2 separate regions of the Mus musculus genome follow, and region 1 is linked to region 2. A link is a loop called in an ENCODE intact Hi-C map of the cell type or tissue named here. Cell type or tissue: heart. All regions are shown on one strand. Each heading gives the region's core, and the rest is flanking DNA. Links, peaks and the distances in the headings are about the cores only. Region 1 overlaps Nsmaf (neutral sphingomyelinase (N-SMase) activation associated factor). Region 2 has its middle 59 kb from the start of Nsmaf.

What was found. Peaks named below come from ENCODE experiments on the same cell type or tissue, not always from the same donor. Only the 100,000 strongest peaks of a DNase experiment are listed, where the experiment ranks them.
Region 1: it touches region 2 in a loop (7-fold over the local background); 14 of 42 quality-filtered maps call a loop at or near these places.

What each region holds. Positions count from the first base shown.
Region 1 is chr4:6,427,347-6,442,604 of GRCm38, reverse strand. Nsmaf (neutral sphingomyelinase (N-SMase) activation associated factor) reads left to right here. Exons shown (of 31, transcript NM_010945.2): 2 at 1,616-1,705; 3 at 4,484-4,562; 4 at 4,684-4,751; 5 at 4,827-4,863; 6 at 7,498-7,548; 7 at 9,271-9,342; 8 at 9,728-9,775; 9 at 9,873-9,925; 10 at 14,084-14,213. Among named protein-coding and RNA genes, the nearest start is that of Nsmaf, 19 kb to the left of the region's middle. In heart, for the core only: CTCF peaks have their summits at 5,717 and 7,907 (motif pointing left); no DNase peak of the experiment used is centred there; H3K27ac peaks cover 1,173 bases.
Region 2 is chr4:6,505,217-6,520,474 of GRCm38, reverse strand. It overlaps the pseudogene Gm11803 and the pseudogene Gm11801. Among named protein-coding and RNA genes, the nearest start is that of Nsmaf, 59 kb to the right of the region's middle. In heart, for the core only: CTCF peaks have their summits at 5,482 (motif pointing right) and 7,294 (motif pointing left); a DNase peak (open chromatin) is centred at 7,304; H3K4me3 peaks cover 249 bases.

The sequences.
Region 1 (15,258 bases), core at 3,456-11,455, 79 kb after region 2:
TTCATTAATTTTTTTTCTTTTCCATTTTTTATTAGGTATTTAGCTCATTTACATTTCCAATGCTATACCAAAAGTCCCCCATAGCCACCCACCCCCACTCCCCTACCCACCCACTCCCCCTTTTTGGCCCTGGCGTTCCCCTGTACTGGGGCATATAAAGTTTGCGTGTCCAATGGGCCTCTCTTTCCAGTGATGGCCGACTAGGCCATCTTTTGATACATATGCAGCTAGAGTCAAGAGCTCCGGGGTACTGGTTAGTTCATAATGTTGTTTCACCTATAGGATTGCAGATCCCTTTAGCTCCTTGGGTACTTTCTCTAGCTCCTCCATTGGGAGCCCTGTGATCCATCCATTAGCTGACTGTGAGCATATTCATTAATTTTAATCTTGTGAGTCAGTCCTTTGGGGCAGGGTGTTTTTGAGTGCAGGACATTATGAGTTTGGTTATCACTCTGCCCCTTTTGTCTGTGACCTTTCCTTCTGACCCTGCATTGTCTCTGGTACTTCAGTTTGTATGTTTATGCCTGTTTGAGGCTTGTGTTTTCATATCAGAAGCCGCCTGTGTGGGAGTGACTTCTGCACAGTGACCCTGCAGGGTCCGCGTTTGGGGAAGTCCTGCTCTGTCATTGGCTTTCTGATAAGTGATTCCATCTCCGGAAACAATGATTTCTGTGCGGCTAATTCTCCCATCTGCTTTCTGCCTCCTGCAGATTGGCTCACATCTCTTCCTGGCTTAAATCTTTCTCTAGTTTGCTGATGTCTTTGGGTTTTATCATTTTAAAATATTTTATTCACGCCTTAGCATTGTTCCAGGAAGAGGCAAAGTAAACAATATTCTGTGTGGTTCACATGTAATCTAGATATCTCCCTCCGGGATAGCAGAGCGTCTAGGTCCATCTAAAGTCTGACCCTGCCTGAAAGCTTTCTGGGGACTCTAGGTGCTGCCAGTGTTCCCTGCCCATACTCTGCAGCCAGTGACACGCTTCTATTCATTTTTTGGTTTTATACTTATTTCTGTAGCAGTTCAACTAAATGATTATTTTTTTAGTTGTGTATGCATGGGTATGTGCCATGGTAGGAGTGTGGAGGTCAGTGGGCAGGTCATCAGGCTGGACCAGGAACTGCCTGCCCACTTTACGTCTCTGTCCTGTCTTCCTTTTAAAGTTCAAAGCCCTTAAAACTCAAGGAACTATTCAACTCAGTAGATTTGTCTTGCTTATTAAACATGTGTGGTATCTAAAGCATCAGGTTGGTTATAACCATCTTCACGCCTGTCTCGTAGAGCTCATTGGTTCTCAGGAGTCACAGAAACTGAAGTCTGTGTGGGACATGGTGTTGGGGTATGGCAGGGTAGCTTGGCTTGTGGCGTCAGGGGACACTGACATGAAATTTTCCTGGGAGTGGGAGAGAGAGCTTGGGGGACGCAGTTGGGGACTTGTTTAAGGAGAGCGCAGTTAACTTGAGAAGGACTCCGTCTGGGGCAAGGGCGAGAGGAGCGTGGGCTTCAGGAGGGAGTGCTGCCTGGGGATTTGGGAGCAGGCATTTTATGTGTAAAGCCTTTAACGCTTTCTGTAAACTAGATGCCACACAAGCTGTCTTCCTCTTCCATGCTTAGGTTTTCCTTACTGCTTCTCAACTTGGAGGAGTACTACTTTGAGCAGCACACAGCGTTCCATGTCCAGCACCAGGGCAGCCAGGAAGAAAGGTGAGTGAGCTCAGATAGCTCTGGTCACAGGACTCTGAGGCCTGACGTCTTTACACTAAACACAGGGCTGCATAGCGGCCGCTCTTCTCTGCTTGTAGTTAGGCAGTGAGATGGGGACACAGCTAACAATGGTTCTGGCTCCCATGAAGCTGCTGAGCAGGCCCGTGGGCTAGCACATCACTCTGTTCCTGTGTCTCCTTGTCACGCGGTGCCCCCTGCTCTCAGTCACTGGGTTACAGTCAAGTACTGCTCATAAACCATGGAGCAGTGAGAAATGTCACCCTCTTCAGAGTGAAGTAATAATAATAATAGTGTGAACTGCAGGCAAGTCTGCTTTCTCCATGACTTTGAATTGCTCCTGTAAAGACCGATCCAGCGCTTTGATTCATTTTTTGAAAGCTGTGCATCAAAGCCTGTTTTTGTCTTTGAATTCTTGTTTTCCTTGTACAAATTGTACTTCAGTGTCATTACATTGCTGATTAATATGAACGTATTCTTATCTGGAATATTCTAGCTAGTGGATATAATGGAGTGACACCCTTTAAACCCCTGATGAAGCCATGGGTCTGTCTGCGGGGCCAGCAGACCACGGAGTCTTTGGACCCATGAGTGACCTTCCAATTTTATTGGTTGTTTTGGAACAGCCACTGCCATTTGTTTCTGTATGGCCCATGTTTGATCACCTGTGTCTGTACGATCTATAAAGATACCTTTGTCTGGCTCTTCATAGAGACTGTACCATAATTTTGGTGGATCATAATCTCCAAGGGCTGCTGAAACCATTAGGGGAGAGGTTACAGAGAGCTTTTGTAGGGGGCACGTTAAGATTAATCTCATCTCAAGTCCCTTGTGTCTGCTGTAGACACTGTGTGTCCGTGCCTTGAGGCATTGCCTGAGTAGGGAACAGAATCTGACCTATCTCATAGACACTGTAAAGAAGGACACAGCAGAGGAATATCACACAGATGTAGTAAGCAACATTTATGGGGCTGGGACGTGAGGTTACTGCTACAGTGGGAGGGCCCTTGTCTAGAATTTTCCAGAGAATCTGGGTTCTGTCCTAGTATTGCAAAAAGCACAATGAAGATCATGGTGTGGGGAAATTATTTTAGACTAACAAATGTAAAAAGTAAGCTAGGAGTGGTGGTGTACACCTTTAACCCCAGGCAGAGGCAGGCAGATCTCGGTAAGTTCAGCGCCAGCCTGCTCTACAGAGTTAGTTCCAGAACACCCAGGGAGAGAAACCTAGTCTAAACAAACAAAAAACCAACCAACCAACCAACCAAACAACCAACCAACCAACCAACCAACCAAACAACCAACCAACCAACCAACCAAACAACCAACCAAACAACCAACCAACCAACCAACCAACCAACCAACCAACCAACCAAGCAACCGTAACAGTCCAGACAGAAAGCCATGGAAGAACTGAAGAGAACTCTTAAAATCGTGCTGAGGTACTGAGGTATAGCTCGCCACAGTTGATGGCTTCTAACAGTGGTACTGGCAGGCAAGGACTCAGTTTTCTCTAAGTGTCTGGCCACCAGAGTCTTGACCATTCTCCAGTAGGATATGGGCAACAGAAATTGGATTTATTTGGGTATTTTCCTCCTTTTTTGAGGGAAGAGGAGATCATTGTGTAGTGGTGGTGGGCAGCCCTGGGGGGACTGGGAAATGAGTATGCTTAGGGTTCGCGATGTGGAATTCCTAAAAAATGAATAAAAATGTTATGTTATAAAACAAAGAAGAGAAGAGAAAAGGAAAGAGAAAAGGAAAGAAAAGGAAAGAGAAAAGAAAAGAAGGAAAGAAGAAAGGAAGGAAGAGGTGCTTCTTTAAAGACTTATATGGAAGTGTCTCTGGTTATAGGCTGTATGTAGACCAGCAGGGCTAAGGAGAGGTTCATACAAGAAGCAAACATAACCACATATTGACAAATGCTAAAATCCCATGATTAGTATATGGGTGGGCTTTTTCTATTTTATTTGCATATACTTAGAAATTTTATACTATTAAAAAGTTTTACTCTTGGGTATGTTCACATATTAAAAGCAAATGGACGTAATAACATGAAAAATGTAAAATTTCAAAACTCTTTGAGAAAGCAGAGTTGTAAGCTGAACTGTGGCCCCTGTTTGTTAGCCCTGTTCATCCGTTCAGTGGTGTATTGAGTAGTGAAGGTAACCAGGAAGTTCCAGCAAACGTCCTCCACACAAGAGGAGAGAGTGTTGCGCTGGAAGTTGGGAGGATGTCCTCAGACTAAACGACCATAGTTTTAGTGGGATTTTTGTTTGTTTGGTTGTTTGTTTGTTTTGTTTTTGACACTTTAGATATGTTCTAAGTTATATACAGATAGAGACTCACAGATTTTTTTCCTTAGAGTCTCATAAATCCTTGAATGCTCAGGTCCTCATAAAGTGGTGTAGTATTAGTTTGCAACCTTCTAGTATCTTCCTGTTTACTTAACACATCTGTGGTTATGTGGAGAGCGGTTGTGAAGATTCAAAATAACAATAATGATAATGTTGATAATTGTTAGTAATCAATGGGTTCACGGGGTTGCACTTCAGCCCGTGCGTATTTCTCCAGCCTCCTGAGAGTGGCGTGCGATAAAGGGTCGTGGTGGCCGTCATGGTCACCGCTCTGCCACAGCCTTTCTCTCACTGCTGAGCTTTGACTAGCTGACACCTTAGCAATCCATGTTCTAGTTAAAGTAAATAACTTTTGAGGTTGTCTTGGTATTCATCAGATAATCTGTCTCTTCTCCTCTGGCTCCAGGAAAATCAGAGGCTCCTTAAAGATATGTTCAAAATCAGTGATTTTTGAACCAGATGCAATATCTCAGCCCATTCTTAAGGTAAAGGTGTTTTGAATGCGAGCAGAAACATTCCTAATTGTGTGTGTCTGTCTGTCTGACTGACTGTGTACTTTCATCTTTACTTTTTTTTTTAATAATAATCTCTCTCAATTTTATCCAGATTCCTTTGAGAGACTGTTTAAAAATAGGAAAACATGGAGAAAATGGAGCCAATAAACACTTTGCAAAGTAGGTCATTTTTCACTTTTAATTTTATTTCAACAAAAGATGTTATATATCTGATGATTTTTATCTTCATTTCAGGGCAAAATCATGGGGTATTTCACTCATTTTCAGTCAGGTAAGAAAGCATTTAGTAAAAATACTTATTAAAATGTTAGTATGTAATTTTTCAAACTTGTGTGAAGATTTTGATGTTAGTGTGTATAATTTTTTTGCATGATGAAATTATTCATTCATATAAATCTCAACTGAAAACACTTGCAATAGATGTTTAAATGCCTAGAGAATTTGATCATTGAGAAATAAACTTTTTAAAAACTAAGGTTTTTCTCACAGTAGCCTCTGTACTTTTTACTAAGTATAAGAATTGCAGTTGGTCCTCAGGAGCCCATTGCAGGAGGTTTGGAATGAGCGCACAGCAGTTCCTTCTGTGGCCTCCAGTGTAAAGGTGGGAAGCCAGGGCCAGGCTGCCTCAGTGACCTCAGGCTTACATGACAGCCCAGCGTGCCTCAGGAAGGGGAGTCCCTCCTCTCAGGAATGACTACAGGATTTGTTTTTGTTCATTCCGGATGCATGCCGCATTTGGCATACTTATGCATCCACAGTTGAACTCAAACCAGTATTGGCATCACGTTAGAAATTAAAATGTAGTTTTCTGTTGGCATATCATTAGTTAGTTTGTAGACTGAAAAAACTAAGTAAAGAAAGGGCAGAGGTCTTCCATTGTTCCTCTGACTTGCAACGTCACATACTTTGTCTGAGGATGTGTTAGCTGGGTTAAGTCCTGTGCATTCTAAAGTGTCCCAGTCATCACTCATCATTCTGTGCTCAGTCGGGTGCAGGACGCCTCTGGGGACATGCCTGCTCTTGAGCACTGGGTGCAGAGATTTGCACAGCACAGTGCCTGGAGCATCTCAGGAGTAGAGGGAAAGAGCGACCCCAGCTGTCTGAATCACTGACCCCTTCCTTCCTAGAACACTGTGAAACATGTGCTGACATTTATCTTATGAAATCTGTTAGATTTTGGCTTAAATAACTTTCTGTTAGTGCCTTCTGGAATTCCAGTTTTAAGGAAAGCAAAGATTCATGAACTATCTTCAACTCCATATTTAATGCTCCAGGTGCAATCAGCTCCTGCCATGTGCTTCGTGGGGGGCGCTGTTATTAACCCTGGCTCTGTGTGCACAGTGTGTATTTCTTAGTACATCCTGAGCTTATTGCAGGCCTTCCATAGCTGGGAAGGAAAGGGTACTTTTTCTAGTTCGAATTAGTGATGAATGTTACAGAGGAAGTGGAGGCAGGGCGGGAGTGGGGCAGGTTAGGGACTGCTGCGGTGCTGTTTTAGATAAACAGGCTAGGAGACACAGGAGCTGGTCAGTCAGAAGATTCAGAGCAGAGCGAGTACTACAGGAAGACTGGGGTAGGAGCAGGGCCACTGCTGTGGGGAGCTCTGACCCAGCGGAAGGCTGGAGAGTCAGAGCAGATAAGGAAACCACCGGGAGCTGGAAGAGAGCGGCTCTGACCTGGTTTGTGTGTGTTTGCAGTCTTTCTGATGATGGTCCAGAGTGGAGCCATGAGAGTCTGGGGGCACCAAAACCCTGGTGCTTTGTTTAGGTCAGGATGGTGAGAGTGAGTCTGCAGAAAAGCCTGGCAATGCACACAAAACAGGACAACCCAGAAAGACTTCTGACCAGCTGGATCGGGCTACCTTTTACTGAAATAAAAGGCCAGGGCTGGGGCACATGGGGAGGAAAAGCTTGCTGGAGATTTGATGAATGGGGTGTATGTAGACCTCCCCGAGACTTGGAGCAGACGCCAGGGTGTTCTTGTCTAGGTTTCATGAGGCTGAAGCCAGAAAGATAAAGGAAGAGTTGGGGTTTCTAAGGAACTTCAAGTCCTGGGGCAGGGTAGAACTTCCCATGGCAGCCACAGAGGCTAGACAATTGATTATGAGGTTTGGTGACCTGGAGGTCTCAGAAGGAGTGGCTTCAGTAGTTTAGTGGGATAAAGGGTGGCTAAGGGCCCAAAGAAGTTACAAATAACTCTAGCAAAGAGTCTTGCTACACAACGGTCAGACAAATGGCCAGAGGATGGTGTGATACCATCAATGTGGCTACCTGTTTGAAATGGAAGAGGGTGCCATTCTAGCTCTCCTCAGAGCAGTTAGTGAACACACAGGGACAGAGCAGTGTCTGCATTCTGAACACTGCTAGAACAACTGCCCTTGAGATTCAGGAACAGTGGAGAGGGGAGGAGTTACATATGAGGGGAAAGGCAGGAAATAACAGTCCAGGTATGATGCACTCTGGAGATGGTGGTATTGATTCTATAGTTTTAAGATGCAGGTGGAGTGGTGGCCTCATGCAGACACCATGAGGCTATGCTCCTTGAGGGAGGTGACATCACTTTTTGATGTCTTTGAATGTGTCATACCTCCATGCCTTTGCTTTTTCCATTTGTTAGAGAACTGTCTCCTGGATTGTCAACTTCCTAGCCTTATGTGATTGACTACTTGGTACAAATAATAACATTTACAAGATGTATTGTATCCACTTATTGGTGATTCACTTTTTAATATAACATTTGTGATTTCAATGTCAGTACTTTAAAACCATACTAATATAAATATGGGTACCTTTGCAAATAGAGATTGTGTAACAACAATTTAAACCTCGAGTTCATAGAATTTTTATAGGAATTCTTTTAGTGAAAGCTTTTGATTATTGTTTCAATGTTGCCTTGTCTTTCTCAGATATACTTTATTAAGGAGCACAACATTGTGGCACCGTATAAGATAGAGCGGGTAGGTAAAGCCTCTCATGTATTATTGAAGTTTATGTAGTGATTTTGATGAATAAGATTTTTATGATTTTGTTAACATCTTTAATCAAATATGGTAATGCTGAGTATTTCAAAATTCATTAACAAACAAACAAAAAAACAAAGTTCATTAACAGTTATTGCAAAAGTACCCCTGCACTCCACAGGCTTTAGTCCTAATAGCAAAAGCTTAGAGATGGTGTTAGAAGGGAAAGAAATGGAGAGAAGGCTCAGGGTTAGGCACTGGCTGCTCTTCCAGAGGACCAGGGTTTCTTACCTATCTGGCAGCTAAAAACCATTTGTAACTCCGGTGCCTGTGGCTCTCCTGCCCTCTTCTGGCCCCTGAAGGCACTGCACACACATGATACACATGTGTGCAAGCAAAGTATCCACACGCACACAATAAAAACAAACACATCTTTTTTAAACAGAAAGAAACTGAAGCTTCAATGTGTAAATTTGTAAGCATATTTACTATGTGTTGCTGAAAATTTTTTGCTTAACATTACTGAAAATTTATTTTTAAGAGTATTCAAGAAATATTTACAGTTTTCGATGTATCCTATATTTGATCCCAGTCTTTGCTTTCTAAGTCTTAACTTTGTAGACGGTCTAAGGCTTTGTTTTCAGGGACGCGTAGGCACTTGTTGGGCTCTCCTGTTGGTATCCTTTGCACTTAGTCCACTGCAGCAGGACTGTGTCCTACTAAAGGCGGTAGTACAGCACTAAGGGGCATATGCAGCTAGCTCCTTCTAAGGACACTTCTGTGAACTAGGAAAGCCACGTTGTCTGTGCAAACCCAGCCTCACATGCTGAGTCAGCTCCATTTGCAGACCAGCCTGTTGTATCTTCTCCAGTAGCATATGAAACATAAACTGCTTATGCAGTTTATAGACAAGAGAACGTGTAGTGCAGTTCATATCCACTGTGTGTAACTGTCCCTTCCTACCTGCTAAGTGTGTCTCACCTTGTGACTGTTCTCTTGTTGTGACACTGCCTCTACTCTTTGACAAAAACCCCTATGAGCAATAGACTACCCTCCTTTCAAGTCGAAAGCATACCTGGGTACCCTTCACCAGGTAGCTTCGCTGAGACTATCCAAAGTACAGAGCTGTATTTCAACTGCTAGCCACATAGCTATTGGTTCATGGGAGGGTTCTCTAAGAACACATATTATCAGGATATTATATTTATATATTATGAGCATGTGTGTGTATATGTATGCGTGTATGTTTGTGCACATGAGTCCTTGTGCATGTCTGTGTACACATAGTACATGAGGGAAATTAAGGCAGAGAGTGATATAAGGAATTTATTACAAGGAATTAACATGTGAGGTGAGGTGGACTTCCAGCCTCTGAAGAGCCAACAGTGTGAGAACTCTGTGTCTGAAGGGAAGGGAAGCCGGTGTCCAGCATGGAGACAGTCACAAAGGGGGAGATTTTGGTCTTTTCTTCTCCTTGGCCCTTGACAGACAAGACTCACATGGAAGAGGTTAATCTGTTTGACTGACTCTAGTGATTTGGGTGTGAATTCCACTCAGGTACTCTTTCACAGACATACACAAACAATACGCTTGCATTTTTGTGACTGACTTCATATGTTGACGTGATTGGGCCACAAGAAATGCGGAGGGAGATTGGCAGTTGCTGTGTAGATGCTCTTACAGCATCAGGCTGACAAGCTGCTGCTTCTGTCCTGCTAGGGAAAAATGGAGTATGTCTTTGAACTGGAAGTTTCTGGGAAGGTGGAAGATGTTGTGGAGACATTGCTACAGGTAAGCCAGCCTTCCACACTAGCACCGGCAGAACACAGAGCAGAGCCAGTCGGAAACCTTTGGTTTAGTTTTCCCTTTTGGTTTTTGAGGCAGGAGAGCTCAGGTGGCTGAGCCTGGCCCCCCTCCTGCCTCCGCCTCCCTTGTACTGGGACTAAAGGCTCAAGAAACCTTGTATTTCATAGTGCACAAGTAATCGTCACTTTCCTATACATGCTGCAGATTTACTTGAATTTGTTGAATTTGAAAACTTAAGAAGGAAAAGCTAGACATATCAGAATCTTCACTGTTTCTAAGTCAGAATAGTCAGTATTTTTACAGCGCTTCTAAACAAATACTTGTCACTATCTTCAAGAAAAACTAATGGTGTGTATTTGTAACATTGTAGCTGCACAGAGCATCCTGCCTTGATAAACTTGGTGACCAAATGGCCATGGTGAGTGTCCTGAGCAATTGCTATGTTTGGTTAGGAATTAACTTTTGTTTATCTCACTTAGACTCACATCCATATTTTTAAAATGGTTTTCTCATAGATAACAGCTATCTTGCAGTCACGTCTGGCTAGGACATCATTTGACAAAAACAGGTAAGATTTTGATATATATTTTTTTTCTGATTAGAATGCAGTGAACAGGCTGGGCTGTGAGAGAGGAACAAGTGAGGCTGTGAGAGAGGAACAAGTGAGGCTGTGAGAGAGGAACAAGTGAGGCTGTGAGAGAGGAACAAGTGAGGCTGTGAGAGAGGAACAAGTGAGGCTGTGAGAGAGGAGCAAGTGAGGCTGTGAGAGAGGAGCAAGTGAGGCTGTGAGAGAGGAGCAAGTGAGGCTGTGAGAGAGGAGCAAGTGAGGCTGTGAGAGAGGAGCAAGTGAGGCTGTGAGAGAGGAGCAAGTGAGGCTGTGAGAGAGGAGCAAGTGAGGCTGTGAGAGAGGAGCAAGTGAGGCTGTGAGAGAGGAGCAAGTGAGGCTGTGAGAGAGGAGCAAGTGAGGCTGTGAGAGAGGAGCAAGTGAGGCTGTGAGAGAGGAGCAAGTGAGGCTGTGAGAGAGGAACAAGTGAGGCTGTGAGAGAGGAGCAAGTGAGGCTGTGAGAGAGGAGCAAGTGAGGCTGTGAGAGAGGAACAAGTGAGGCTGTGAGAGAGGAGCAAGTGAGGCTGTGAGAGAGGAGCAAGTGAGGCTGTGAGAGAGGAACAAGTGAGGCTGTGAGAGAGGAGCAAGTGAGGCTGTGAGAGGAACAAGTGAGGCTGTGAGAGAGGAACAAGTGAGGCTGTGAGAGAGGAACAAGTGAGGCTGTGAGAGAGGAGCAAGTGAGGCTGTGAGAGGAGCAAGTGAGGCTGTGAGAGAGGAACAAGTGAGGCTGTGAGAGAGGAACAAGTGAGGCTGTGAGAGAGGAACAAGTGAGGCTGTGAGAGAGGAGCAAGTGAGGCTGTGAGAGGAACAAGTGAGGCTGTGAGAGAGGAACAAGTGAGGCTGTGAGAGAGGAGCAAGTGAGGCTGTGAGAGAGGAACAAGTGAGGCTGTGAGAGAGGAACAAGTGAGGCTGTGAGAGAGGAACAAGTGAGGCTGTGAGAGGAGCAAGTGAGGCTGTGAGAGAGGAACAAGTGAGGCTGTGAGAGAGGAACAAGTGAGGCTGTGAGAGAGGAGCAAGTGAGGCTGTGAGAGAGGAACAAGTGAGGCTGTGAGAGAGGAACAAGTGAGGCTGTGAGAGAGGAGCAAGTGAGGCTGTGAGAGAGGAACAAGTGAGGCTGTGAGTGCTGGTCCCAGCAACACAGACAGAGCTACACTCATCTCATCTTACACCAACCTGCTCCTCTTAGGGGATGGTTCAGCCTATGAATGAGAGACCCCAGAGCTTCCTCTGCCCTTCTCCTTCCTGACCTCTGCCACTATAAAGCCCGTGCATCCCCACTGTGACCGTCTCTCTAGCCTGTCCACTTGTCTTCTCCACTATGATGGCCTCAGTCCATCTTCTCAGTGCTCGGCTTCCCTCCTCAGTTCCTCGTCATCCCTGAACCCAATGACATGCTAAGTTTTGCCCTGTGTAAAGAACACGTTTATCCCTTGACTGTTGGAACTTACAATGTACAAGATTGTACATGGTCTTGTATAATCCTGGCATGGTCTCAGCCTCTCCCGTGGTGGTGCTTGCTCGCTGCTCACAGCTCCAGACAGATGTTTGCTCTTGTGAGTTTCTGGGCTTTGGCTGCTTGGAACCGAGCAGATCCTGCTGGTCACAGACTTCTTGTTTTCTGTTCCCTCACATTCTCTTTCCTCTGCTCCCTCCTCTTAGCCCCTTGTTTCTCATGACTAGGACGTGTTCCTGCCTCTTGCTCCTGGATAACTGGGCTTTCTGATTTTAGCTTAGCTGTTAGTTCTTCAGGAGAGTCTTTCTTTGGCCCTTAGAATTGACTAGAGTACTTTCCTATCATTCCCACAGGGCCAAGAAAGTACACTTACTGTTCTAATGGTTTTCACATTGATTTTCTTAGCTTTATTAATTAAGCATGCAATACATTTTCTGAAAATAATGGTGCTTCTTTATTATTCCAGTCTGGGGATATATTTCATTTCTTGCCTTATATTAATTAGATGTGGGCTACTTGCCTATATTTTTATGCCATACTCTTCTGTATTTTATCTTTATAATAACTATTGATGCCTGGTGGCACAAACTGTCTATAACTCCACTTCTAGGGGACCCGACCTCCTAGGGTATCAGGTACACACGTGCAGTACACAGATATATATGTGGGCAAGACTCATGAACACCACAGGGGATAAATGAATCTTAAAAAAAATTAAAAAGTGGTTCACTTTGAAAGTTTTGATTTACTTGTCCTGAACCCAAAATGTTATACTGAGGGATTTAGAGAGGAATTTTTGTAGTTATAAAATGAGATATTCTAGTTATGTGCATACTAGAAATGTATAAAATTTTTAGAATGTGCATTTCTAAAAAAGGAAAGTAAACTCGCAAACATAAGCTTTCATCATATTTTTGAAGAAATGCCTCTTATTGAAGAAATAGGGCTATATTTTCCCTACTTTTTATGTTGAAAAGTTTCAAATTCTGACAACCTTAAAGGATAATGTAATGAACACAGATATCCTATGACTTATGAGTTGTATGTTTGTTAATGCATTTCCAGTCTCCTTTGGATCTTGCCATGCTCCTTGGCACATTCATGCCACTGCTCTGCTCCTCCATTTTATTTAAAGCTTATGTCTGCTTTTCTGATTTCTTTCTCCAGCTTATAGAGCACAAAGGAGGCTTCCTGTAGCTGCGAGGAGCAAGGCTGTAGGAGCAGGCATCAGACTTTTCCTTGTTATAGTAGCACTTCATCTTAGAAGGTCCCCACTTAGAAGGACTTAGAAGGACTTCAGGACCCGTCTCAGTCACCCACTTTGTAATTAATGCTGCCAGTTCTTCCTTTGCCCATAGGTGATTCAAAGTATGTTGCTTAGTTTTCACACAGCTGAGGATTTTATAGCTATCTTTCTGTTGCTGGTTATTAATAATTGATCAGTAAATATGTTTTGTATTTCACTCCTCTGGTGTGAATTTTGAATTTTGAATTTGTCTCATAGTCCAATACATGGTCGCTCTTGGTGAATATTTCCTGGTTCCTGGTAGGAAACTTATACAGTTCTTGAGTCCCTGTCTGCAGTACTGGTTCCCTTTTAGTTGGCTGAGGGTCCTTCCAAGGGTGCAGACCATTGTGGTGCTTGCTTGATTCATTTGTCATTTGCTGGAGAGACACACTAAAGCTGACAGCGACAATTGTAGAATTACTGGAGCTGTCCAAGCCTAGAGACTGTCTCACCACTGTGAAGCCACCCTCCTCCTGCCTCTGACCTGTTGGTCTGTTTCTTCCCTCTTGCAGTCAAGGTCATTTAAATAAGTTTGCATTCTTGGGTTTCTGATTGGTTCTAAGGACTCATGAGGATGATCCACTTGCCAGTTGATTTCTATCATTGGGCAAGAACTTCAGGGGTCCCTTCGCGTTTTCACATACTCAGAGGAAAGTTTGTGCCAGTGTCACGCCCTGGAAACAAGATTCTTTCCTTAGTTATCTCGGTGCCAGGACTGAGCCAGGCTCCAGCATGATCAGCGCTGCTCTAGCACCGAGCTGCACTTCTAGACCCTGAGATTTACTGTTAATCCAGTTATTTAACAAAGTAATCATCCAAGAATATTGATAATTTAGTTGTTTCCACACTACTTTTTAAATTCACAAATCAGAAATGGAGTTATTTTTTAGTTAAGCATTTTAGGAGTAGAAAAGGCATCTTTGAGTGGTTTTATATGGAGAAATGAAACTGACCTAAAAGCAATTGTAATTATGTGTTCTAACCCTGATAAAGGAAGTGTGCTAAGGGTAGGGTCTTTCTCTGTGGCCCAAGCTCCTGTCTCAGCTTCCTCCTAGTGCTGGCATAAAACGTAGCACCGCTGCTCTTTATGTAGGCTCTAAAAGTCGGTCTTAACAATATAAAAGTAGGAAGTCACATGATGGAGAAAGAGCTTCAGGACTGATCAGTTAGGAGACATTTGTTTCTGTGATATGTAAGCTCTTCAATTAATAAACAAGCCAGGCCTCCATTGTGCCATTTGAAAGCATGTCAACCTTATTTAAGCAGCCACTTGATGACTGTAGTGTTTCGGCAGGTAAGCAAGCTCACTCACACTGAGGTTAAGCCGAGGCAGTGGATTGGTTCCTAACTTTTCTTACTTTTGCTGGAAACATCTTTGCAGGTTCCAAAGTGTTTCTGAAAAGCTGCACATGGAGTGCAAAGCAGAGATGGTAACACCTCTAGTGACGAACCCTGGGCATGTGTGCATTACAGACACCAGCCTGTATTTCCAGCCTCTCAATGGGTACCCGGTACGTAGATCTCGGGGCCATGTTCAGTGCTTGCTTCTGTCTTTCAGCTAAATTTTCCAGGAACCTGATGTTATAGTTACTATGCCCTCACATCTTGGGGAAGGTCAAAGTCGTTTGACAACCCTGTGTAGCAGTGTGGCTTCCTAGTGCCCTGTGTAGTTGGAGTAGATGCACACTCCCCCGTATTTCAGCCATTCTGAAGGACCTTGTACCCAGTAGTGCGTAAAGAAAGTCCGCCCCTCCTGACTATGGATGAGACTTCTCCTCCTGCTGGGAAGCTCGGGGTAAGACACCCAGAAAAGGCTGTGGTGAATGAGAAGCTGATGGTGAGAGGGGGACTGCTTGCTTCTCCTTCACTGCAGACAGTGGGTCTCTGGCTTCCGTGAGTGCTGGTGTAAGGTTCTCACAGCTAGTGTGGCATCATGTATGATGCCACAGTCAGCAGCTGTAGGACCGTCCCCTCCCACCATCTAGGAAATCATCTTCTCTTTGAGAACACTAGACCTAAAACTATGCCAGGAAGTGAACACAAACTCAGATCTCTACACCACACTAACACTAGTAGAGACTCACTGCTTGCTTTTCCAGAGATGGGCCTTTTCTGTGTGGGCCATGCTAGCAGGACAAGTCCCGTCTCTCTGGCCACACAGCTGTGCCGTTTGCAGGGAACCTTAACCACAGGGGGCGGGCATTTTCTGTGGAAGAAGAGAATGCTCTGGAAATTGTCTAGGCTTCATTGGCTCTAAACACCTCACTCAGACATGGTGTCATAACACTTTTGTTCACTAGATGGCGGCACATACTGGGCAAAGCTTCCAATGACATGGCACATGGCTGGCTGGCTTGGTGTTCTCTGATACTGGCTGCTACTGTTACTATTTTTGGTCAGAAACTTGCAGAAAATGTATGGCACCACAGCCTCAGGGGACACAGTGCACATGTGTTTATTCCCAACTCCTGGCCAGGCTTCCTCACTGATGCATAGCCTGGCTTTCCTGTCACCTGGGAGCAGGAATGTTGGAGCTCTGCCCTTTACCTAAGCATA
Region 2 (15,258 bases), core at 2,333-10,332:
CATAAATTGAGCTCAGTCAGAGTAGTAATATCATGATGCTAATGTATTCACTTGAAGGAAAATTCATACGGATGCAATAAGAAACTAGAATAGTTATTAATTGGAAATTTTTACAGCTAAAATCTATCAGCTGTAAAAATGAGCATCACTGTTACTTCTAAAATTAAATTTTAAATCCACTTAAAATTTAGAAATCAATAAATAGGATTTTACTTAATGTTACAAAGTAACTACCAGGAAGAATTAAGTATAGCACAAACACGTTCTTTCCTAAGTAAGGCTAGAAGTGTAAGACCCCAACTCAATGTGTTTCTTAGACCCCTAGAAATGAAGCCCAGCATGGAGTTCTTTGTTCTTTCGCATTCAGCCTGAGAGACAGATGAGCTGTAATTCACCATCCCCATTTTTACGATGTTTACTCAGCATCCCCATTCTTTCTGGTCTTATCCTCACTTTGCAGTTTATTCTTTAAAAACCCTCAACTGCAACTGCTGGGGGTCGATCTCCTCTGCCCCTGTGTGGGTTATGAGCTCAGCCTCAGCATGCTGATACCTGAATAAACCTCATGCGATATTGCATCAAGAACGGTTTCTCTCAAGTTATTAGGGTGTCAGCTCATCACAGGACTTGAGCAAGAGTCTCTCCAGAATTGGGGGTCTTTCAGAAGCTGGGGTTGGGGGAGAAAGGAAACAACACTTGCCATAACAAAGCCATTATCTACCATATTCAACTGCTATGCTGATGGATAATTGCTTCCTACATCATTGAGAGGATGATGTTCTTAGAAGATGGCCTACGAAGTCAAGACAAAGCAATTCTTCTACACATACATTATTTTAAAAAAATGTTTCAATAAATTTTTTCATCAGTTTTTCTAAGACAGGGTCTCACTTTGCCACTTGAACTTACATAAATCTGCATGCCTCTGCCTCCCAATGTCATGACAATTACTCCGACACAGGTTTAAGAAATAGAAAGTCTTTGTTAGCCCAACAGCAGCTACACTGAGTGTTCAGGACCCTATTGTAGCTAGAATCTTTCTCAGAATGAGCTTTTAAACACCAAAGCATGCATCCTGGGTTGGCCCTCTTTAGTTAGCAAGAGCAAATAGCAAGAAGCAAAACTACAGAAGCCAAAAAGCAAGCTTAGTGTATTCAGAGATTCTCCAGAACTATGGACTTTGATGGACTAGATCTTTGGGTGTTTTTTGTTTTTTCTTTTGTTGTTTTTTTTGTTTGTTTGTTTGTTTGTTTGTTTGGTGGGCAAACTATATTACCTACCTGCTGAGTTTTATGGTCTAGATGATACATCCATCCTGGAATCAGTTGTGCTAAGGTATGGGGGCCTATTAAGGTCTAGGGCCTGTTACACCAAGTTCTGGAATTCCAAAACTGTGTCAGGACATCAGGGCTCTGCTCATTATTTTGGGCTAAAGATATACTAGTTATATGCATCATATTTTAAACAATCTCTTGTTTGTGCTGAACAATGATGTCAATCCCTGTCCTGTTTCTATAACAAAATGTCTGAGGATAGGCATTGCAGGGGTTGGTCTGATGCTGCTCTGTGTTCAAATGCTAAATACTGTATCCCAACACCTGGTTGCCTCAAGGTGAGTGAGTTTTCAGGTCCACCAGCTTGTGTTGTGTTAAACTTGCCCCAAAGTTATCCCTGATTAGTTTAATAAAGATGACTACAGCCTGGGCTAAGCAGAAAAGGGTAGACAGAGCACGGATTCCCATCCTTGGGTTCTCAGGCAGGGGATCACAAGAAGAGCAAGGAGGAGGAAGAAGGAAGTTGACATAGGGTACGTGAATCTTAAGCACAAGGCCACGGGGGTTGGCCTGATGGAGTGGGAGTGGCACAGAAGGAACACAGCAAGTGATATATCAGGGATCCCCACAGTGAAGTAGACAAATTAGCATACAGGGTTGATATCTGCCAAGCTCCAGTGCCCTAAAGCTTATTATAAATCTAAAGGTTCCTGTGTCTTTTATTCAGGAACAAAATGATCTGAAGTGGGGTAGAAATCCAAAATAAACATTTAAAAGCAACAAGGGGCTGTAACAACCCCCCAAATAATAATAAGCACAGCAAGGCATGATATTCAAAAGAAAAAGAGGATATTTATTTAGTTCACAGTTCAAAATTGGTCAGCAATACTAACTGGACAATGGTAGGAGTATTCTGGTGGATGTCATGGCTGAAGCACAAATAAGAAAGACAGGGAGTCCAACACAGTAGGGGGCAACTTGCTCTTCCTATTAGCAGTTTACTCTGTAGAGAGCTAACACTCTACAAGACCAACATTAACAATTGCTTCTTAGAACAGTACCCCTAAAACCTATTTACTTTCCACTAAACCCCATCTCTGACAGGTGCCATCACTTTGTACATCACCAAGCTGGGACCAAGATTCCAAAAAGAGGTCTATGTCTAAAGCACACTCTGAGGTGAGACATCACTGTATGTATTCCACCAGTGTCTTCACTGCTCCTGCCTCCTACGGAAAACCTGCAGAAGGTATGCTCTCAGGATGCCCACTGTGCTCCTAGCTCTTGAGGCCACCAGTTTGGATCTTAGATGAGAGACTGCTTGTCACTTCCTCTCCTTAGTCCCTTTTCCCTGTTGCTTCATGATCTGGGCTTTTGCCTGGTTTTATCTTAATGGCCTTCTGCAAACTGCTTCTAACTTTCACTTTCTGTAAGCTGCCTCTAAACTTTCAATTTCATTGTAAAGAGTCAGTAGTGGAGAGAGGAAAACCCTGCATAAGCTGAACATGGCTTTCTGCAGTTTTTAGCTGAGTCAGGAAGTTATTTGTTTCATAGTTGGAAAAATAAAGTCTAAGAGGGAAAACAGAAATTAGTACTGTATGATCTATATGGCACCCAGAAGCTGAAAAATGTCAGAAGAGAGAGAGAGACAAAGACACAGAAAGAGAGAGGCAGAGAGAGACAGAGACAAAGAGAGAGAGACAGAGAGAGGTTTTTCTGAAAAGAGAATTCACCATTTTTCCCAAAAATTCAAAAGTGTTATAAAATATGTCAATGGTGTATTAAAAAGTTTAAGTCTACCTTTATGTTGCTATTCAGTTTAAAACTTGGTAATTTCTTCATTCACTACCAAGAACTTATCCATAGCCAAAATCTAAGACTTGCAGCTCAAGTCAAAGGTTAATTCTAACCATCTAAAGTTACTTTAATTATATTCAAGTTGTAGACGTTGAATTTATTTATTTTAGAACTTCTCTCATGGATACATATTTCCCATCATCAACAAATATACTTATTTATATAAAAATAAAGTCATATTAACATTTGATCCAACATTCCTTTGGTCTTTCTTCCTATCAGTTAACTGTTTAACATCATGTGATTTTACACTTATGATAAGAATCAACTTACGGGCTGGTGAGATGGCTCAGTGGGTAAGAGCACCCGACTGCTCTTCCGAAGGTCCAGAGTTCAAATCCCAGCAACCACATGGTGGCTCACAACCATCCGTAACAAGATCTGATTCCCTCTTCTGGTGTGTCTGAAGACAGTGTATTTACATATAATAAATAAATAAATCTTTAAAAAAAAAAAAAAGAATCAACTTACTTTTTAATTTTAAAAAGATTCATGAATGTTATCTTAAGGATTGTTTTCTATACAGCTCTTCCCTGATGGTTGAAACGGATCAAAAAAGACACAACATCTAGTATCCTGTGTCCAGAGTTACTGTTCCCCAGTGTAATCATTCCTAGTCGCTTCCTTCCCAAGTGTCTACTTTCTCATACAGGTGCAGTCTAATAATAGTGAGTATCCATCTCAACTATCCTCTTGCTTTGAGGGTAAATCCTCTCCAATGAGAAATTACAAACTAAAGTAGCTTGGAACCTCTAAATAACCTACAGGTCTCCCTCCCCCACCCCTTATTACAAAAATGCTAGCATTTCCTAAAATAATTTTAAACTTCTTTTTTCGAAAAGATGTAAAAAAATCTATTTATACATTACTTAAAAACAGTAATTAATCATGATGCTTTATTTTTTCACCTAAGTATGCATTACTTAATCTGTTTTATTAACCACACTGCCTCTATCTCTGGAAAAGTGATTTCCATCCTGAAGATGGAGGACTTTGTCATCCCACCAGTACAAACAGGCTCTGGACTCGGAGACGGAAGCACCACAGCTTTAGATCCAATCATTAAACAGGTGTTTAATTTTCCAAAGTAATAACTCTGGATGAGGAAACTCCTATTTGGATGTGTATCTAGTTTGCACTTTATTTTTACATTTATTCTATGCTGTCTGTGTTAATTTATCAGTTATCTAATATATTTTATAATATTGTTATTGGGGGTTTTTTGTTTCAACATGGTCATAGAATGCCTCCTATAATGAAGTGTCATAGAGTGGGAGTTTATTAACATCTAAATTCATTTCTCACCATTCTGTGGAATGAGGGGAAGAGGGCACTCAAAATCAAAGTATCAGGGGATTGTGGTGACTCCTCACCTCCTCATTGTCACTGTGAGGGCTAAAGGTCAAACAACTGAATTTGGAGAGACCATAAATTTTCAAACTACAGTGAAGTATTTAAATTCTACTTTACAATTTGAATACATTAACAAAATGAAGGCCGTGACAGAATATTTATATACAAAGATGCAGTGTAAATGGCACAGACACCAAACTGTATACTTCAAAATGGTTAAGATGGTAATTTTTTGGTATGGGCTTTGCTATCATTAGATAGATAGATAGATAGATAGATAGATAGATAGATAGATAGATAGACAGACAGACAGATGTTAAGTATGATAGATGGATAGAAGGAAGATAAATAATAGGTAGGCAGAGGATAGATACATAGGTATATGATAAATAGGTGATAGATTATAGACAGATGATAGATACATAGAATATAGATGATAAATAATAGATAGATAGATAGATAGATAGATAGATAGATAGATAGACAGACAGACAGACAGACAGACAGATAGATAGATAGATAGATAGATAGATAGATAGATCGTGTTCTGCATCCATACACAAATGCATAGAAGAACTGTGAGCGAGTGACATCTCAGTCTGAGGTCATTGAGCCCTTTCTTCTAACCTTGTGTCAGTTAGTACCCCAAAGTCTAGAAAGGAACTACTGATGTCCCTGAAAGTCACAATGTCCCTGTTTTCGAGAATGACTTAATATGAGCACACTATAACACCAAACCTACATCTTTCATTCTCATCATTTTAGATTAAAACTAGCCGAACATATCCACAATACAAATACAAAATTCATCTCTCAGGCTCTCCTTAGCAGAGGCATGAGGTCCTTCTCCAACAGGCAGCATTTGAGTAATGGCCTTGACTGTGAAGCTGAACTTGTCTGCGGCCATTGTATTGCTTTGCTTTGATGTCCAGGTCTCAGACATCACTAGAGATGAAACGGATGCAGATGCTGCCGATGAATGCGTCATTATAGTTTTTACCACCAGAGGGAGCTCATAACCACACTACAGGGAATGATTGGCCCTGCTGCCAGACTGGAGAGAGGATAAATTGCCTACAGATGGAGAGTTTAAACCACATTAAAACTTAATAAAGAATTGCGGATTGACTGAGGGAATTCTAACACTAAAAAAAAAAAAATCTTCCAAAGGCAAAACACAACAGAAATGCCTAAGGCATTCTGTTTGTGCTGTGTTTTTGCTTTTTCTAAAGAGAAAGAGAGCACAAGAAATATTGATTCAATTAGTGAAGCTAAACAAACCAGGAGATTTTAAATAGAATGAGTGTACACAGAGTTTCTCAGCCCTTCCATCTGCCAGAACTCTTCCAGTGGCGTGGTCCTTCTTGTGTGAGCATTGGAGTCTCCCATCTGATCAAGCTTTGATGCCTCAAACTCTTAAAACTTGCATTTCGCATTAAAAACTTCTCCTAAGATTCTCAATGCTTGCAATTAATGTTCCATTTCTACTCCAGTGCGCAATGCCTATTATCAGCAAGATTTAGCTTAAAATGGCATAATCCTTTAATATACATCAGGATCTAATAGGAAGGCTATGCAATGAGGATTAAAATGATAATAGTTTCCAAGCATGGGCAGGAGGCCAGGTGTAGGAAGCAGTTTATAGCCAACTGAATATTGTACTGAAGGACCCTGCCAGCACTGTGGGCACGTATGACAGGGTGATACAAATAACAAAATAACAGCCAAGACCATAAAAATAATAGTAAGCACGGATCTTGGACTGCTCCTGCCACCACAACAAAGTAGCGCAAACTCAAACAACAGAAACAGATTTTCACTGAATTCCAGAGCTAGAATCTGAGATCCCGCCTTGAGCAGTCTATTTCTTCTGAGAGCTGACCTTGGATTGTAAGTGGCTGTCTTCTTCCTGTGTCTTTCCCCTGTGCATGTGTTCTTATCACCCCGTCTTAGAAGAACACAGGTTGCATGGGCTTAAGCTGTAACTAAATGACCCCAGTTTATTAATCAATTCCCTATAGGCCTGTGATCAAATACGGTCCCTTTTTGTGATGCTGTGAGTTGCAGCTTCAAAATATGAATTCTCAGGGAACACATTTCAGCCTCTTACACTCCCCTCCTTCCCAGAACTACTCTGCAGTGCCAGGAAATGTCTAGGAGGCAGCTGGTATAGCCTGAGAAGAAATCACTACAGTGAGCGGCTGCCCACTGAGTAGGGAAGAAGGTTAAAAAAGAAGGAAGAAAAAAGAGCATGTGAAGATAGAAACTACAATTAAGAACAAAACAAGAGACGTTTTCTGGTAATGAAAGAGACTAAAAATAAAATCAAATAAATGTAAGAGGTGAAATAAAAATACGTGTACTTAGAACAACAACATGCTAACGAGTCGAATACTGTTACATGTAGAAAAAGGAAAGGAGACACAAGGGAAATGAAAGAAAGAACGGGGGGGGGAAGAAATAAATAAATTATGGTAAAGCAAAAATATTGCCCAGTAATTTAATAATGTATACGTTAAGTCAGATAACTGCATGAAGAACAACGACTATTTAAATGTAAGAGGTAAAATTACTGCTGAAAGCGTAGAAAGGGGACGAGATGCCAACGGAAAAGAAAATGAGGCGTTGGACGGTTTATTTCTGGTCCTTGAAAACTGGAAACTGACAGTTACATGCCCAGAACTTGGGGAAAGGGAGTGGACCGCTGTGTGGACTTTGTCTTTCCCATTGTTTATGCTGTTGTTGGGTCTATGTGGGACAAGTGAAATCGGCCAGAGCTGCTTTCACCTCTGTAGGTAAAGAGGGACATCTGCTGGTCACGCTTATCATTGCAGTCTGTGGGCGGGGTAGGCTCTCTCACTCCTCCCAGATGTCTGGTCTGCTCCTGGGAGAGTGTTTTCTGGAGTGCTTTGTGGTTGTGAGGAGCAGCTACAGCGCTGAGATCCATACTTTCAAAACCTCGGGAGTGCTAATCATCCTGCTAGATGAACGCTGCCCTGGAAGTTCCGGAGTTGTCGTATGACGGTGGGTAATGCACATGGCCGCAGCAGTTGAGCATCACATCTGCTGACTTCAACCTCAGAGTTGTTGGGAACACAGAGGCCCTTGCACTCACAGAAAAGCATTAAGGACAATCAAGAATACTAAACAAACAGAGGCCCTTTCTTAATGGAGAGATAAAATACCTGTTTTCCTGCCCAGAAAGCTCTGAGTGGATTTTATTAATGTCCTTTCCTATGTCAACACAAGCAAACCCCACCCAAATTCCCTCAAAATGATCGTCCCACTCACTTCCCTCCAGAGGCCATTACTCATCTTTTGGGTGGATGTCACAAGTCTATGCTATGGGTCAGAGACTGCACTAGATTCTAGGCCTTTTGACTATAGAGCCCATCCATCCTCATAGTCGCGTGTGCTTTGTAAAGGAGTTTCTATGTAGTCACACCTTAAGCTTTCTTGTGCACCTGATCATTGCTTGAAAAATCTCTCCCCAAATTGTACTGTTTTAACTATGCTGACATTGAACTCCCTCTCATTAACCTCTCAGGAGTCTGATCCAGGTTGATGAAGTCAGTCTGCACCAGATTTTTTTTTTTTTGGTTTTTTTCGAGACAGGGTTTCTGTGTGGCCATGGCTGTCTTAGAACTCATCCTGTAGACCAGGGTGCAAGGTGGCCTCAGAAATCTGCCTGCTCTGCCTCCCAAGCGCTGGGATTAAAGGCATGTGTTACCACTGCCCCACCATATTTTTATTCTTATCTCTTCCTGGGGTTCACTTCCCTGACTGTATCCATGCAAGGACCCCTTCAAGCTGCCACACTGCATCTCTGCGAGTGAGAAGAGCAGGACTAACCTGACCTTTCTAACCTGAGCCAGCTTTTGCCACCTCCACCTTTCACCTTCTCAGTGCCTATCCTCCCCCTCCAAAACTGCCTGACTGGAACTTCCCCCTCACATGGGGGCTCCAGCTGACCACATTGGGGCTCCCCATCCCTAGCGTGTTCCCTGACCTAGGTCCTCTGGAGTAGCTCATCTTTTAGCAAGAGTCACTCTAAAGATTGTATTCTTCATTGCCCAGCGTCTTGGAATAACGTTACAGGAATGTTATTCTCTCAGGGCTGATTGTCTGACTGCGGCTATCTGGCCTGCCTATGAAAGTTGTCCAGAGGGTAGGAATAGACAACTTTCACTCTGCCTACCTTCCCAGAGTGCTCTCTGCCCTCCTGGGTGCCTCTAGCTCTGCTTCCTCCTACGTTTGGTCTTGAGAGACCAAATCTTTTGGGTTCAGACTCCATCTTAAAGAACCTGACCTAAGGTTGACTAACAAGCCAGTACCTAGCCCCAGGCTACGCCCCCAACAAGACTGTGTGTCTAGCACCAGTTTCCATGTTATTCACCAACAAATCTGTGTACCCAGGTTACAAGCCCGCTCCTGACACTTCACTTCCTAACAACCACCAATCAGGAGAAAAGCAAAAATTAAATTTATGTTTTGGATCCCAGCACCAACCATAACGGCCCCATACATAATCAGATGTGTACCCGTCTAGAAACCTCCTTCTTGCCTCTATATAAATGCTTGCCTAAAACTAGGTTCGGAGCTCCACCTTCCTGCTGTGTCAGGATTGGCAGGGAGCCCAAGCTGGAGCTTGAATAAAGAGACCCAAATGCAATTGCATCGGAACCAGTTTCTTGGTGGTCTCTTTAGAGTCCATGAATGCTTCCGGGCACAACAGTCTCTACTTTGCTCATCATCCTCTCACTTTAGACCCACATCTAAAGTGCTCATTCCCCTTTTCAGTGTGGAATACAGCGTTTTCTTTTTTTGTCTTTCCACCTCATAAAGGCAGCCTTGACTACACCATCTTTTTTAAAAGGAGTACAATTTATTCAGGAAATGATACATTTTAGAATTATAACATCCATTTAAAAAAGCACATTTCTTGGTGCTTTCAAAAACTCCTGACATGTTACTCTTTGAACTATATCCTATAGGAATATTCAGTGAAATACATGACAGAAAATTCAGGCCTCAGAAAGAGTATCTTGTGGAATCACATATGGACTACCCACTTAAGGAGTTGCTTTGCATTGAAAATATGTAATACTTGGAGACAGCATCCAAAATACATACTTGATGCATACTATGTATGCGGATTCACTAGTATGTATTTGGTTTATTTTTTTTTTAATTATACTTTTTGTTATCTTTTTGAGTGTTACACCACGTACACATTTGTTCACCAGTGGACAGGTAGAGAATAAAGACCAGGATCTGCATTTGATAGAGAACATGCAGGCCATCCCCCCACCTTTGTGTGATAGAGAACATGCAGGCCACCCCCCCTTTGTGTGATAGAGAACATGCAGGCTACCCCCTCTTGTGTGATAGAGAACATGCAGGCCATCCCCCCCCCTTTGTGTGATAGAGAACATGCAGGCCATCCCCCCCTTTTGTGTGATAGAGAACATGCAGGCTATATCCCCCCCCTTTGTGTGATAGAGAACATGCAGGCCATCCCCCCCTTGTGTGACCCCATTTGTACATTCTAAGTCCATTATTTTTCTACAAATTTTGTGATGTCATTTTTCCTTAGAGCTAAATAATATTCCACTTCAAATAGGTACAGCTTTTCATTACCTATCCATCTGTTAATAGAAAGGTACATGGATTCTATTTCCTTGCTGTAGTGAACAAAGCAGCAGTATCCATGAGAATGCAAAGATCTCTGTAGTGCAATGTGGAATTATATTAGTCAAAGCTCCCTAAAAACCAGAACTGAGAATAGATACTAAAAGGGGATCTGTTAGACTGGCTTACAGGATGCAGTCTGCGTAGTCCAACAATGGCTAGTTCACAGAGACAGGCTGAAAATTCTGTAGTCGTTCAGTCTACAAGGCTGGGTGGCCAGCAGGCCTGGAGCACTCTTGGAGAGCTTCTAGTCTTCCATCTAACTTAGAATCCTGAAGAAGTTATCTCTAACACTAACCTCAGAAACAGAGAAGATGAACTTAACAGGCAGAGTAAAGGCAAGCAGCAAAAAGCTAAAGCCTTCTTTTGTGTCCTTTCATCAGGGATGCCACTAGTTAATTCCAAATGTTGTTAAGTGGATAACCAAGACTAACCATCACAGAAGTTATCTGAGTACACCAAGTCCAACAATAAAACAGCCACCATCTTCACCAAAACAATATCAACATTCACATATATCATGACTTCAGAGAAATCTCTCCTTATCTGTGGTTTCATTTTTTTTTAATAGTGTTACTGAAAATATAGAATAGTTCAATTAACTCTATTAAGAAGACACTGTGGGGGTTCCTTCCGGTGCCAGCCCAGGGCAACCCTGGGCACAAAGTCGGCAGACGGTCCCACGGTCCCCAGAGGACTCTCCCCTCACAGGTGCCCTAGTATGCCCAGGATCCTAGGATCACTGGTGAGTGGAACACAATATCTGCTCCAAAACAACTGGAGGGGCCTGTGCCAGCAGGAGCAGGGACACAGGAAACCCAACCGACCAGCAGCTGGGGTTCGTCCGGTCAGCATCAGCCCCGGGCCCCCTGGGGCACAAACTCAGTGGACGGTCCCACAGTCCCCAGAGGACTCTCCACGCCCCAAGTGCCCTAGCACACCCAGGAACCAGGATCACTGGTATGGGTTAAAGACGAAGCTTCTTAGAAAACCAAGAAGATGGAATTTTAAGAATTGTTGCCTGGCATTTGAATGATGGCATTTTAGTTAGAGTTGTAATTTCTTTTTTAAAACTGTTTTTGACCCTACACACCTTCCCTGCCAGAGGAGAGTCGGCCTCCAGATAGGGCTCTGACCCCGGGACTCAGGTCAGAGCATCATCTTATATTCCGGGTCTCTCAAACCAGTGTGCATAGGAGAGTGCACAGGCCACAGAAACAACCGAGCTTCTTGGACAGGGTCCATTTGGACCTTTATCCTTAGCCAGGAGTCAGAGCTGAGACCCAGACCTCTGGGCACCTTCCTCACCAAAGGAGAGCTTGCCTGCAGAGAGTACTCTGACCACTGGGACTCAGGGGAGAGTTGAACTCCCAGGAGTGCTGACAGAAGTTAACAGAATCACAGGAGGAACAAGTCCCAGCCAGAGACAGCTAGAACATCTAACCCAGAGAATACCAGATGGCAAAAGGCAAACCTAACAATCCTACTAATAGAAACCAAGACCACTTGGCATCATCAGAACCCAGTACTCCCACCACAGCAAGTCCTGGATACCCCAACACACCCAAAAAGCAAGATTTGGATTTAAAATCATATCTCATGATGCTGGTAGAGGATTTTAAGAAGGAAGGGCATTAATAACTCACTTAAAGAAATACAGGAGAACACTGCTAAACAGGTAGAATTCCTTAAAGAGGAAACACAAAATCCCTTAAAGAACTACAGGCAAACACAGCTAAACAGGTAGAAGTCCTTAAAGAAGAAACACAAAAATCTCTTAAAGAATTACAGGAAAACACAACCAAATAGGTGATGGAATTGAACAAAACCATCCAAGATCTAAAAATGGAAGTAGAAACTATAAAGAAAGCATAAGGTTTGTCTTCACTGAACGGTGAGACTCCAAGCAGTTAGGATGCCACAAAGAAGCCGAAACCGCACTTCCAGGGTGACTCCTCCAGCTAGCTAGCCAAGCCCCTCAAGTGAGGGCTGTTCCCTGAAGAGCACCTGCAGCTCAGCCTCCAGCAGCAGCTGCACCATCTGCAGTTGGCTCACCTGCCACTGCACCCCAGCAGCCAGGCCTCATGGCCCAGTTGGCTACCAGTGTGGCCATGGGCTCTGTAGTGGGGCATACCCTGGGTCACGCCATCACTGGGGGCTTCAGCGCAGGTGGTAGTGCTGAGCCTGCAAAGCCTGACATCACTTACCAGGAGCCCAGCTGCAGAACCAGCGTTCTTTTGGACCTTGCTCTCTAGAGATCAAGCAGTTTCTGGAGTGTTCTCAGAACCAGAGTGATGTCAAGCTCTGTGAGGACTTCAATGAGGTACTGTGGCAATACAGGATTGCAAATAATCTAATCAAGAAAAATCAAGCTGAAGAGATGTAAAATTGGTTCTGTATAGCTGATAGTACAAGTGTGGACCCTTGTATTTCTAATAGCTCCATTGCTTTGGAATGGCCATGAAAGAGATATAACTATGGATGTTTACTGAGGCTTGCATTTAGTGTTGGTTACTGGGCAAGTGTTTGGTCTCATTGAACTAACTATTGTGATTGTGAGTTAAAATAAAAATGGTTTATTCTGAAAAAGAAAGAGAGAAAGAGAGAGAGGGGGGGAGGGAGAGAGAGAGAGAGAGAAAGAGAGAGAGAGAGAGAGAGAGAGAGAGAGAAGGAAAGAAAGAAAGAAAGAAAGAAAGAAAGAAAGAAAGAAAGAAAGAAAGAAAGAAAGAAAGGAAAAGAAAATCCAAAGGGAGACAACTATGGAGATAGAAATCCTAGGAAAGAAATCAGGAACCATAGATGTGAGCATCAGCAACAGGATGCAAGAGATGGAAGAAAGAATCTCAGGTGCAGAAGATTCCATAGACAACATGGACTCAACAATCAAAGAAAATGCAAAATGAAAAAAAGATTCTAACTCAAAACATCCAGGACTCAAGGAATTCCACATAAAACCAGAGACACTGAAAATTATAGAGGAGAAAGTGGGGGAAAGCCTCGAAGATATGGGCACAGAGGGAAAATTCCTGAATAGAACAGCAATGGCTTGTGCTGTAACATTCAGAATCAACAAATGGGACCTCATAAAATTGCAAAGCCTCTGTAAGGCAAAAGACACTGTCAATAAGACAAAAAAAAAAAAAAAAAAAAAAAAGCCACCAATAGATTGGGAAAGGATCTTTATCAATCCAAAATCAGATAGGGGACTAATATTCAATATATATAAAGAACTCAAGAAGCTGGACTCCAGAAAATCAAATAACCCCATTAAAAAATGGGGCTCAGAGCTAAACAAAGAATTCTCACCTGAGGAATACTGAATGGCTGAGAAGCACCTGAAAAAATGTTCAGCATCCTTAATCATCAGGGAAATGCAAATCAAAACAATCCTGAGATTCCACCTCACACCAGTCAGAATGGCTAAGATCAAAAATTCAGGTGACAGCAGACGCTGGAGAGGATGTGGAGAAAGAGGAACACTTCTCCATTGCTGGTGGGATTGCAAGCTTGTACAAGTACTCTGGAAATCAGTCTGGAGTTTCCTCAGAAAATTGGACATAGTACTACCGGAGGATCTAGCAATACCTCTCCTGGGCATATATCCAGAAGATGTTCCAACTGGTAAAAAGGACACATGCTCCACTATGTTCATAGCAGCCTTATTTATAATAGCCAGAAGCTGGAAAGAACCCAGATGCCCCTCAACAGAGGAATGGATACAGAAAATGTGGTACATTTACACAATGGAGTACTACTCAGCTATTAAAAAGAATGAATTTATGAAATTCTTAGGCAAATGGATGGACCTGGAGGGTATCACCATGAGTGAGGTAACCCAATCACAAAAGAACTCGCATGATATGTACTCACTGATAAGTGGATATTAGCCCAGAAACTTAGGATACCCAAGATACAAGATACAATTTGCAAAACACATGAAACTCAAGAAGAATGAAGACCAAAGTGTGGGCACTTTGCCCCTTCTTAGAATTGGTAACAAAACACCCATGGAAGGAGTTACAGAGACAAAGTTTGGAGCTGAGATGAAAGGATGGACCATCTAGAGACTGCCACACCCAGGGATCCATTCCATAATCAGCCTCCAAACGCTGACACCATTACATATACCAGCAAGATTTTGCTGAAAGGACCCTGATATAGCTGTCTCTTGTGAGGCTATGCCAGTGCCCGGCAAACACAGAATTGGATGCTCACAGTCAGCTATTGGATGGAACACAGGGCCCCCATTGGAGGAGCTAGAGAAAGTGCCCAAGGAGCTAAAGAGGTCTGCAACCCTATCGGTGGAACAACAATATGAACTAACCAGTACCACCCTAGAGCTCTTGTCTCTAGCTGCATAAGTAGCAGAAGATGGCCTAGTCGGCCATTACTAGGAAGAGAGGCCCCTTGGTCTTACAAACTTTATATGCCTCAGTACAGGGGAACACCAGGGCCAGAAGTGGGAGTGGGGGGGGGGGGAGTGGGGGGGAGTTGGGGGGGGGCTGTGGGGGACTTTTGGGATAGCATTTGAAATATAAATGAAGAAAATACCTAAAAGAAAGGAAGAAAGGAGGAAAGGAAGGAAGGAAGGAAGGAAGGAAGGAAGGAAGGAAGGAAGGAAGAAAGAAAGAAAGAAAGAAAGAAAGAAAGAAAGAAAGAAAGAAAGAAAGAAAGAAATCTTATAAATAAAATAAAATGAAAAACTTAAAAAAAAAAAACTTAAAAAAAAAATTCCAGGACATCCAAGCGACAATGAGAAGTCCAAACCTAACCTAAGGATAATAGGTATAGATAAGAATGAAGATTTTTCAACTTAAAGGGCCAGTAAATATCTTCAACAAAATTATAGAAGAAAATGTCCCTAACCTAAAGAAAGAGATGCCCATGAACATACAAGAAGCCTACAGAACTATAAATAGACTGGACCAGGAAAGAAATTCCACCCAACATGTAATAATCAGAACAACAAATGGACTAAATAAGGACAGAATATTAAGAGCTGTAAGGGAAAAAGGTCAAGTAACATATAAAGGTAGGCCTATTAGAATTACACCAGACTTCTCACCAAAGACTATGAAAGCCA